Regions from separate parts of the Homo sapiens genome. Here region 1 is linked to region 2. Evidence: chromatin contacts called from ENCODE Hi-C or POLR2A ChIA-PET data. All regions are on one chromosome and are shown on one strand. The core of a region is the stretch at or near the end of the contact, and the rest is flanking DNA. Distances in the headings are between cores, read along the strand shown. Region 1 has its middle 14 kb from the start of FOXN3-AS2. Region 2 has its middle 65 kb from the start of FOXN3-AS2.

Evidence for each region. A loop is a pair of places that touch in the nucleus more often than their neighbours do. ChIA-PET counts read pairs that join two places held with the same protein, here RNA polymerase II (POLR2A). Pooled maps may share reads with other maps.
Region 1: a loop to region 2 is called in a pooled map, with 4 times the contacts of the local background. The contact joins two enhancer-like sites. A Hi-C loop is called at or near these places in 1 of 168 maps with a recorded cell type or tissue (posterior vena cava), 3 of 37 single-sample maps with no recorded cell type and 9 of 50 pooled maps. POLR2A ChIA-PET finds 5 or more read pairs at or near these places in 3 of 52 experiments (CD4-positive, alpha-beta T cell, OCI-LY7 and WTC11).

Annotation. Positions count from the first base shown.
Region 1 is chr14:89,588,181-89,592,929 of GRCh38, forward strand. It overlaps a transcript of FOXN3 not described here. Among named protein-coding and RNA genes, the nearest start is that of FOXN3-AS2, 14 kb to the left of the region's middle. Within about 2 kb of position 1,256, at least 6 of the 41 ENCODE cell types and tissues checked have a DNase peak (open chromatin) inside an H3K27ac peak, as active enhancers do.
Region 2 is chr14:89,508,962-89,513,666 of GRCh38, forward strand. It overlaps a transcript of FOXN3 not described here. Among named protein-coding and RNA genes, the nearest start is that of FOXN3-AS2, 65 kb to the right of the region's middle. Within about 2 kb of position 1,615, at least 9 of the 41 ENCODE cell types and tissues checked have a DNase peak (open chromatin) inside an H3K27ac peak, as active enhancers do.

The DNA.
Region 1 (4,749 bases), core at 6-2,505, 79 kb after region 2:
TGCTCAGGCCATGTGACATGCCTGCTCCCCCTTTGCCTTCTGCCATGACTGTACATTTCCTGAAGCCTCCCCAGAAACCAAGCAGACGCCAGCATCATGCTTCCTGTACAGCCTACAGAACCGTGAGCCAATTAAACTTCTTTTCTTATAAATTACCCGGTCTCAGGTATTTATAGCAATGCAAGAATCACCTAATATAGGACAAAAAAAGCCCAGGAATCGTGACTTGGGTAAAGTAAAAATTCAGCAATGGGTGTTTGTCAGCTTTTCTGTTTCAGCATCCAGCAACTTAACAACCATCAACACCGCCCGATAGCACCAAGATAAAGGACAATTCAGGGAGTGCTCTAGGCTAACATCATGTTACGTAGAGAGCTCACTAATGGCCAGGTTAAATTCAGGAACAGGTCAGACAACCAGCAATCCTCCACAGATATCACCATGCCCAACCAAATACTGGAAAGGTGTTGGGTAGCAGTATATTTGTGGTTAAACTCCTGGTCAGTACCTGGATGGTAGCTCTCCTATATAGCTAGTTAAGTATGAAGATATGTGATTTAAGACATAGCAGGGGTAGGGCTGCTGTCTTCATGAAGAAGGATTTGGCAAAGATGGAAACCCAAGGCGTTAGATACCCAGGGGCAAAGCCAACGCTCCTCTGAAAAACAATGATTTTGGGACACTTTAATACCCAGACAACTGGGCCATCTAGTTCCCATGACTGAAATACTTCTAGCCTGGAATTTTGTGAAACCTAATCAAACACACATCTTTTAAAGGGTGTACAATGTCTAGCTTCTCACCATGCAACTTCTTAGTGTGCCCTCAAAGATTAACTAGTTGCAAAACATATGCCACAAATCTAGTGACTTGCTGTATGGTATTATTAACTATAAACCAAGTCAAGGTCGGGAAACATCTACCAAAAAAAAATTAAATATTTGAACTGCAGTCATTTTTTTTTCTGATAATAATTAACCAGCACAGCTGTTTACCATGTGCACTCCCAGATCATGAGACCAAAACACTCTTGCCCTTGTATGAGATGATGTGTTTTCCTAATATCTAGAAAAGACACACCCTTCTCTCCAGACCACTACCCAGACTTACAAAAGCATTTCAGATTTACCTACAGGTGTGAGTCACTTAAAAACACAATAAACTTGTCAGAACCTTTAATAACTTCCACAAAATCAAATCATTGATAAAAGTCAAATCAGTCTCATTTTGAAAAATCTCAAGATGGCAGAAGGCACCACCAGTTCCTTGAGCCTGGTCGTGGTAGTCCTCACAATTTGAGAATCCCACAGCCCATGCCAGGCCTCAGAAACATTTCCTATTCCCTGCTTCGACTGCATAAGGGGAAGAAGAAGAAAAAGCACACCCAGCCGAGGTCTATAGGCGAACAGTTGCGGCCGCACCATGCAGCATGAATCTGAAATGCTGTGAAGGCAGCCCAGGACTGGAAGTTGGATGCTTTCTACCCTGAAACCACCTAGCAACAGTCAAGATGCAGCTTCTTAAAATCAGCCATGAGAATGAATTGGGGGCGGGGGGGCGGGGGGTGCCTATTCCTAGTGATTTTTATTTTCCATAATAAGCAAATTCTGAGAAGGGCTGTGTGGTTGTATTCACATCACAAAGCTCCAAAGGCTATTTTAAGAGCACCCTGTTTCTGCTTAGGAGAGGAAGAGAAACTCAGCCCCTTCAGGCACCTCAGAGCTGTCCCAACTTCCCCTCCTGACTCCTCCTTTCTGAACAGTTTGGAAACAAGGCAGCTTGGCCAAAGAGGGCAGCAGTGCTTGGCACAGGGGAGGGACTGATGCCGGGCAGGCCCCAGGTTTCCTGGGCATCTAAGCAGCCGAAAGGAGAAGGAACCTACTAAGAGTTGGATATGGCACCAAGTCGATGTTACCATTTGAATCTACCCACCTGCCAATGACACACAATAGAGAACATTTTTTTTTTAAGCTCAAAAATGGAAAAAGGGCAGAGTATTTCAATGATTATGGAGATGGGCAAACCAATCAATGAATGATTCTTAAGCCTTCATGTTTGCCCTGTAAGCAAACTGAAGACGTGCAAGTCATCCTTTTGGCCCTGGGAGAGTTAACGTTAACCCACAGGGACAATGAGAAAGGGAGAGGAGACCCAGCAGATGAGAAAGATGGAGTAATTTCTGGAAGACTGAGGGTATATGGAAGAGTGACAGATGAACTCAGGCAGAAGGAGGAAAGCTGACACTCAAAAATTCCGGCAGAGGGGAGAACGGAGCAGAATCAAATGCATTCACCCCACTGAATCCTAAGAAGGCTCAGGAATCAGAGGCATCAGATACGGAGAAAGTGGGGATGACGTGTGGGAATTTAGTTAGACTAGTTGGGGCTCAGGAAACAATACAACAAAGTGGATGCTTCAGAAGTAGCCCCAGAAGCAAAGTCCCTCTCTGACTTTCTCCTGCTCTCCTGTCTCTCACCCCCTCATTTGCCCTCGAGGCAAGCCATAGAAACTAGAATTCCTCTTCCCCAAAGAAGGACATAGAAACCAGAACCCCTCTCCCCGAGAGTCAGCCGTAAAACCTAGAAATACATCTCTAACCTTCCCCTCCATCCCCACCTTTCTGTGCAAGAAATTCTCTGATTTACCTTGTCTGATAGTAGGTCATAAGACCCTCATTCCAGGGGAGGTCTACCCCCTACCTGGAGTGAAAGAATGCCACTCAGAGAGGCCAGGAAGAATCTGAACGGTCAGGCCTTGCTGGGGTCATTCTCTCCTTGTCCAATCACCGCTCTACACAACTATCCATTATGCATCAAACCTAAGCATAAAAATGGATAGCTTTCTCTGTATCTTTAGGTCTTCATTCCAAAGGCTCTTGTGTCACATAAGGCTATGATTAACTAAATTTGATATGGCTTACTCTTGTTAATCTGTCTTTTGGTATAGGAGTGTCGGCTGTGACCTTTACGACAGGCAGAAAAGGGATCGCCTTATTTCCAGCCTACAGAATCCACACTGAAAAGTTTGATCTTCATATTCTCAACCCTGGGAGCCACAGCTTGGAAGGGAGAAGAGATGAGACATCAGACTGAAAAGCAGAAGGCAAAAGCTAAACTTCGTGCACTGAATGGTAAGAGCCCGTGACCCTTGCCCACCTGGCTCCCAGAATGCCAGCACCCAGGTTTACATCCCCTACACAGGAGATTAGGAGATTCTTCTCTGAGAAGGAATGGCCCCAGAGGAAAACCTCCGGAGAGATACTGATATTTGAGGAACTGGCTCAAACATCCGACCACTCCACAGGGAAGCTCCCCAGTCCATGAGCAGCGCTACTCAGGCACACAGTATCCAATAAGCTCTTCTGAACCTTGTAAGATTCATTTCAATATGAAAACGAAATTCAGGCATCACCAGGAATTTAAGGAACATCTACACTGTGAAAGTCAGACATCTAAACAAACAGGAAAGGTGTGGTAGCTCCCACCTGTAATCCAAGAACTTTGGGGGGTTGAAGCAGGAGGATCGCTTAAGCCCAGGAGTTCAACGCCGGCCTGGGCAACATACGGAGACACCATCTCTACAAAAAATTTTAAAATGAACCAGGAGTGGTGGCACATGCCCGTAGTTCTAGCTACCAAGGAGACTGAGGCAAGAGGGTCACCTGAGCCCAGGAATTTGGGGTTATACTGAGCTATGATCATACCACTGTACTCCAGCCGGGGTGACAGAGAGAAAAAAACATTAAAAGTGAAATGAAAAGCCAGTAAGAAAAACAAGAAACTCAAAGGAAACAGAGATAACACAGGAAACAGAAGAAAATGCCCAAAACTCTAATTAATGTTCTAAGAGAAGAGAAGGCATTGCTTATGTTAAAAGAACAAGAAACATTTAGGAAAAACTTAAAAGGTCTTGGAAATAAAACATATGAAGGAAAAAGAATTCCATAGATGATTTGAAATTAAAGTGATGGAAATTATCCAGAAAGTAAGGCAATAAGACAAAAAGATGATTAAGAAAAGAAAAATAAATAAGCAAACAGAAGGATCACCCCAATGTTCAACTAATAGAGTTTCTAAGTATTGAGAGATAATTTTTTGGGGGGAGAAGGGTTTAAAACAAATTAATACAAAAACAAGCAAATAAGCAAAACCACAAAATCCACAAGAACCTTCCCTAGAACAGGAGCATAAGTCTTCCAGTTGAAAGATCTGTTTAAATGTACAGCAGAATGACTTATAAAGACACAACAAGGCTGTAGTATCATGAAATCTCACACCGGGGATAAAATTAAAATTCTAAAAGCTTCCAGAGGAAAAAAAATCTGTTCACATAGAAAAGATGAACCATCAAAATGGTAGATGGACTTCTCAACAACAATAGAAACTAGACGTTCATTGAGTATTGCCTTTGAAATACTGAGGAAAACTTATTTTCAACCTATAATTATATACCTAACCAAACGACTGACCAAGAGAGGGGATAGATTAGAGATACTTTCAGAGATGAAGTTCTTGGAAAATTCACCTCCTGTGCTCACTTAGTAAACAATTAGAGAATGTGCTCTAACAAAACACCAAATGTAGCAAACCAAAAGAGAAGAGAACATGGGATCCAGGAAATGAGAACAATATAGGAGACAGGTGAAAAATAAGTCCCTGCACAAAAGCTGGGCCAAAACAGGCTTATAGAGCAACCAGGCCAAATTAGAACAGGAAAATCAAAGTGGAAGGCGTGCATTATTTGCCAAGT
Region 2 (4,705 bases), core at 365-2,864:
AGGGATGTCATATCACCTCCCTGGACACCCTCCCACCAGTTTTACATCACCTGCTATCTACCCCCAGCCTCCGCTCTACCCCCACTGATACTGCTCTGAGCTCATCTCCTACTTCCCTCCCTCTCACTCTGTTCCACCCACCCTGACCTCCCTGATAGTCTTGGAGTGGACCAGGTCCCTATCAGTACCTCCACACTGGCTGAGCATCGACCTGCCTTTCCCTCCCCTCCATCAGTGAAGGAATCTGCCCTGCCCTCTGGGTCAAAGTTATAGCACCCATGCTTGCATCTCCTGGACCTTGTTCCCTGCTTCATCTTTATCCATAGCACTTACCACTATTTGCAAATTATATACAGTTTTTTTTGTTGTTGTTTGTTTGTTTGTTTGTTTTAAGATGGAGTCTTGTTCTATTGCCCAGGCTGGAGTGCAGTGGCATGATCTCAGTTCACTGCAACCTCCACCTCCTGGGTTCAAGCAATTCTCCTGACTCAGCCTCCCAAGTAGGTGGGATTACAGGTGCCCACCACCACGCCTGGCTTATTTTTATATTTTTTGTAGAAACAGGATTTCGCCATGTTGGCCAGGTTGGTCTTGAACTCCTGACCACAGGTGATCTGCCCGCCTCGGCCTCCCAAAGTGCTGGGATTACAGGCATGATCCACCACGCCCAGCATTGTCCATCTCCCCACTAGGATGCCAGCCCCAAGAGGGCAAGGATCTGGTCTGTCTCATTCACTGCTGTATCCCAGTACAGGACACATAATGGGCACTGAAATATTTGCTGAATGAAGAAAGAGTTTAACTTTTAATGAAAACTGTAAAGTGCCAACCATCAATCTCAAGGACACCAATGAATTGTTTGCTTACATCTGCTATAAATAGTTTTAATCTGAATAAATGACTTCTTCGAGATTTCAAAATGACCCATTGTGGCAGATTGCAGGAGATAGTTTTATCCTGTCATGCAAGTATGGACATCATGGAGAAGGGCATGTTTCCCATGAAGAAGGGCATGTTCCCCATGTTTCCCAGCTCTCATTCACCAGTCAGCTTAATGGAATTCCCCCTTCCTCCCCATAGAACCCACATGGATGAGAGGCGGATAGATATCAGCAGGCAGACCTCCTCCTGGGAGAGGCCTCTCACCATGGGGGAAGATTAGAGAAAAGCAGGAGGCAGGAAGGAGAATTCCTCCATGATGCACATGAAAACCCTGAGGCTCAGGGAAGTTGAGTGACTTGCTCAAGGTCTCACTGCCAGTGAGACTGGGACTGGAACCCACGCATGCCTCCTAACTGCCGATATTCTGTATACATTGCTTCTCTTAACAAGTAGAATCTGCGACTGGTTTGAGAACAGCTTCAGTTCCAAAACTCATAAGAGGGATTCTGAATAAATCTTATGACAGCCACAGAACCAGAGAAAGTCAGATCTGCCAGGGAGCCAGCCCTGCATATGCACTGAGGGCAGCCACAGCTAAGCAGAGAGGGGTGTGTGTCCATTGCAGCTCCAGGACCCAAGCTGCCCTCTAACCTGACTGTGCATCTCCCCAGCACACAGCTCCGATCACACATGAGACCAGTGTGGAGAGGGGGTGGGTAGCTCCACCTCGACTCTCAGAGGAACCACAAGCACAGTCACACTCAGAGCGACAGGAAGTTGTCAGAGTTCAGAGACTGTAGACTGAAAAGAGTACCCAGACTAGGCACGGTGGCTCACACCGTAATCCCGGCACTTTGGGAGGCCGAGGCCAGCAGATCACTTGAGGTCAAGAGTTCAAGACCACCCTGGCCAACATGGTGAAACACCGGCCCTACTAAAAATACAAAAATTAGCCAAGCGTGGTGGTGTGCGCCTGTAAATCCCAGCTACTTTAGTGGCTGAGGCATGAGAATCACTTGAACCCGGGAGGCGGAAGTTGCAGTGAGCTGAGATCACACCACTGCACTCCAGCCTGGGTGACAGAGTGAGACTCCATCTCAAAGAAAAGAAAACAGTAACCAAATTCATCACCCCCTGCCTTTTCCCAAAGGCTTCTTCTCCTGTTCCATTACAAAAGTGCATGCCTGACCAATGCAGGCGTTCATGAGTGTCCAGAAGGTTCCCCAACTCATATTCCAATCATCCCAGCGGTAAAGCATCTCAAAAGACCTGCTTGGTGTCTTTCTTTCTTTCTTTCTTTTCTTTCTTTCTTTCTTTCTTTCTTTCTTTCTTTCTTTCTTTCTTTCTTTTCTTTCTTTCTTTTCTTTCTTTCTTTCTTTCTTTCTTTTCTTTCCTTTTCTTTCTTTTCTTTCTTTCTTTCTTTCTTTCTTTCTTTCTTTCTTTCTTTCTTTCTTTCTTTCTTTCTTTTTTGAGACAGTCTCTCTCTGCTGCTTAGGCTGCAGTGCAATGGTATAATCATGGCTCACTGCAGCCTCAACCTCTGGGCTCAAGCAAACCTCCCACCTAAGCCCCCTGAGTAGCTAGGACTACAGGCGTGCACTACTACACTCAGCTAACTTTAAAAATTTTTTTGTAGAGATAGGGTTTCACTGTGTTGCCCAGGCTGGTCTCATGGGCTCCAGCCACTGCATCCAGCCGACCTGCCTGGTTTATAACTCACATTTTAACTCACATTTACTCCAAGACCAACTTGCCCTGAAGCCTTGAGGTTACCCCCTACAGGACTGCACCTGAATTAACCTGTGCTCAGTGGTCTTTGCAGTCCTGATATGAAGAGTATTGTATTAGTCCATTCTCACACTGCTAAAAGGACATACCCGAGACTGGGTAATTTATAAAGAAAAGAAGTTTAATTGACTCACGGTTCTGCAGGGCTGGGGAGGCCTCAGGAAACTTACAATCATGGTTGAAGGTGAAGCAAACACGTCCTTCTTCACATAATGGCAGGAACAAGAAGAATAAGTGCCCAGCAAAGGAGGAAGCCTCTTATAAAACCATCAGATCTCATGAGCACTCACTATCACAAGAACAGGATGGGGAAAACTGCCCCTGATTCACTTACCTCCACCTAGTCCCTCTCATGATGCATGGGGATTAAGGGAACTACAATTCAAGATGAGATTTGGGTGGGGACGTGGCCAAACCATAAGTACAGACCCTTAGAGGCAAAAAGGACAGTTTGCTGCTTTCTCAGAGGGCACACCGCTGTTCTCAGCTCTTTCCCTACAACAAACGACCTTCTCTGTGACCCTCCAGAGCAGGACATGAAGCCATAGTGAGGGGCAGTATGACCAGCAGCTTGGGAACTGAAGGGGAAGAGACTTTTTCTCTAGGTTCTATGGCTGGGACCTGTGAATTGAACTGATAAAAGATTAACAGTAGAAAACGCATACGAATAATTATTTGATGTTAACATTTTTACACGGCATAGGGTAGGGAGAGGGGCTTTATAGAAAGACGTGAAAACCACAAGGAAGCGGTTAAATATACCATTTTAACAAAGAGAAGTAAATTGTGGAGATTGGACAAGACAAAGGAAAAGAGGGTTTGGGCTAGGGGCAGAAAATTGTGGGAAAGTGACTAGGAAATATATGAGGGAAACCCACGGAAGATAAGAGTTATTCTAGTAAGGTTTGTTTGTACAGACTCATCTCAGCATCTGCTCCCTAACTCCAATGATAAGAATGTTCTCCTCTTCCCGGTACGGGGAGGCCATCTTTCTCATGGAGAATTTATGCCTTGCTTTTAGGTAAAAAGGGGCAGGACAGAGAGCCCTACCGCACAACTGCTGTTTCTCAACTGCCTTCAGCTCAAAATAATCAATGTGTCAAAGAGACATATTTTGGGGTGGAATGTTCTGATCCCCATTGGAACTGTGAAGCAAGTACTGTCAGGTGGTGTGGGGGCAGACTTTCACATGTCAAGAGTGATGAGTGAAATATAAGAAAGAAACTAGGCTGGGTGTGGTGGCTCATGCCTGTAATCCCAGCACTATGGGAGGCCGAGGTGGGTGGATCACGAGGTCAGGAGTTCAAGACCAGCCTGGCCAAGATGGTGAAACCCCTGTCTCTGCTAAAAATACAAACATTAGCCGGACGCAGTGGCAGGTGCCTGTAATCCCAGCTACTTGGGAGGCTGAGGCAGGAGAATTGCTTGAACTCGGGGGTCAGAGGTTGCAGTGAGCCGAGATCGCGCCACTGCACTCCAGCACTCCAACCTCGGCAACAGAGTGAGATTCCATCTCAGGAAAAAAAAAAAAAAAAAAAGAAAAAGAAAGAAAGAAACTAGGTAGTCACAGCTTTCCCAAACCACTTCCCAAATGTGATTTCCACAGTCCCATCCTGTTTCTTTTCTTCCCTCTTTCTTTTTTTTTATTTTTCATGACAGGGTCTCACTCTGTGGCCCAGGCTGGAGTGCAGTGGCCCAATCATAGCTCTCAGCCTCCTGAGCAGCTGGGACTACAGGTGTACACTACCATGCCCAGCCAATTTTTTTGTTTTGTTTTGTTTTGTTTTTAGTAGAGACAAAGTCTCACTATGTTGCCCAGGCTGGTCTCGAACTCCTGAGTTCAAGCCATCCTCCTGCCTCAACTTCCCATAGTGCTGGGATTACAGACATGAGATGAGCCACTGCACCCAGCCCATTGTGTTTCCAATACTACCATTTTTTGAGTTTGTTTGTATTTTTATTTTTATTTATTTATTTTTTGAGACGGAATTTCACTCTTGTTGCCCAGGCTGGAGTGCAATGGCACGATCTCGGC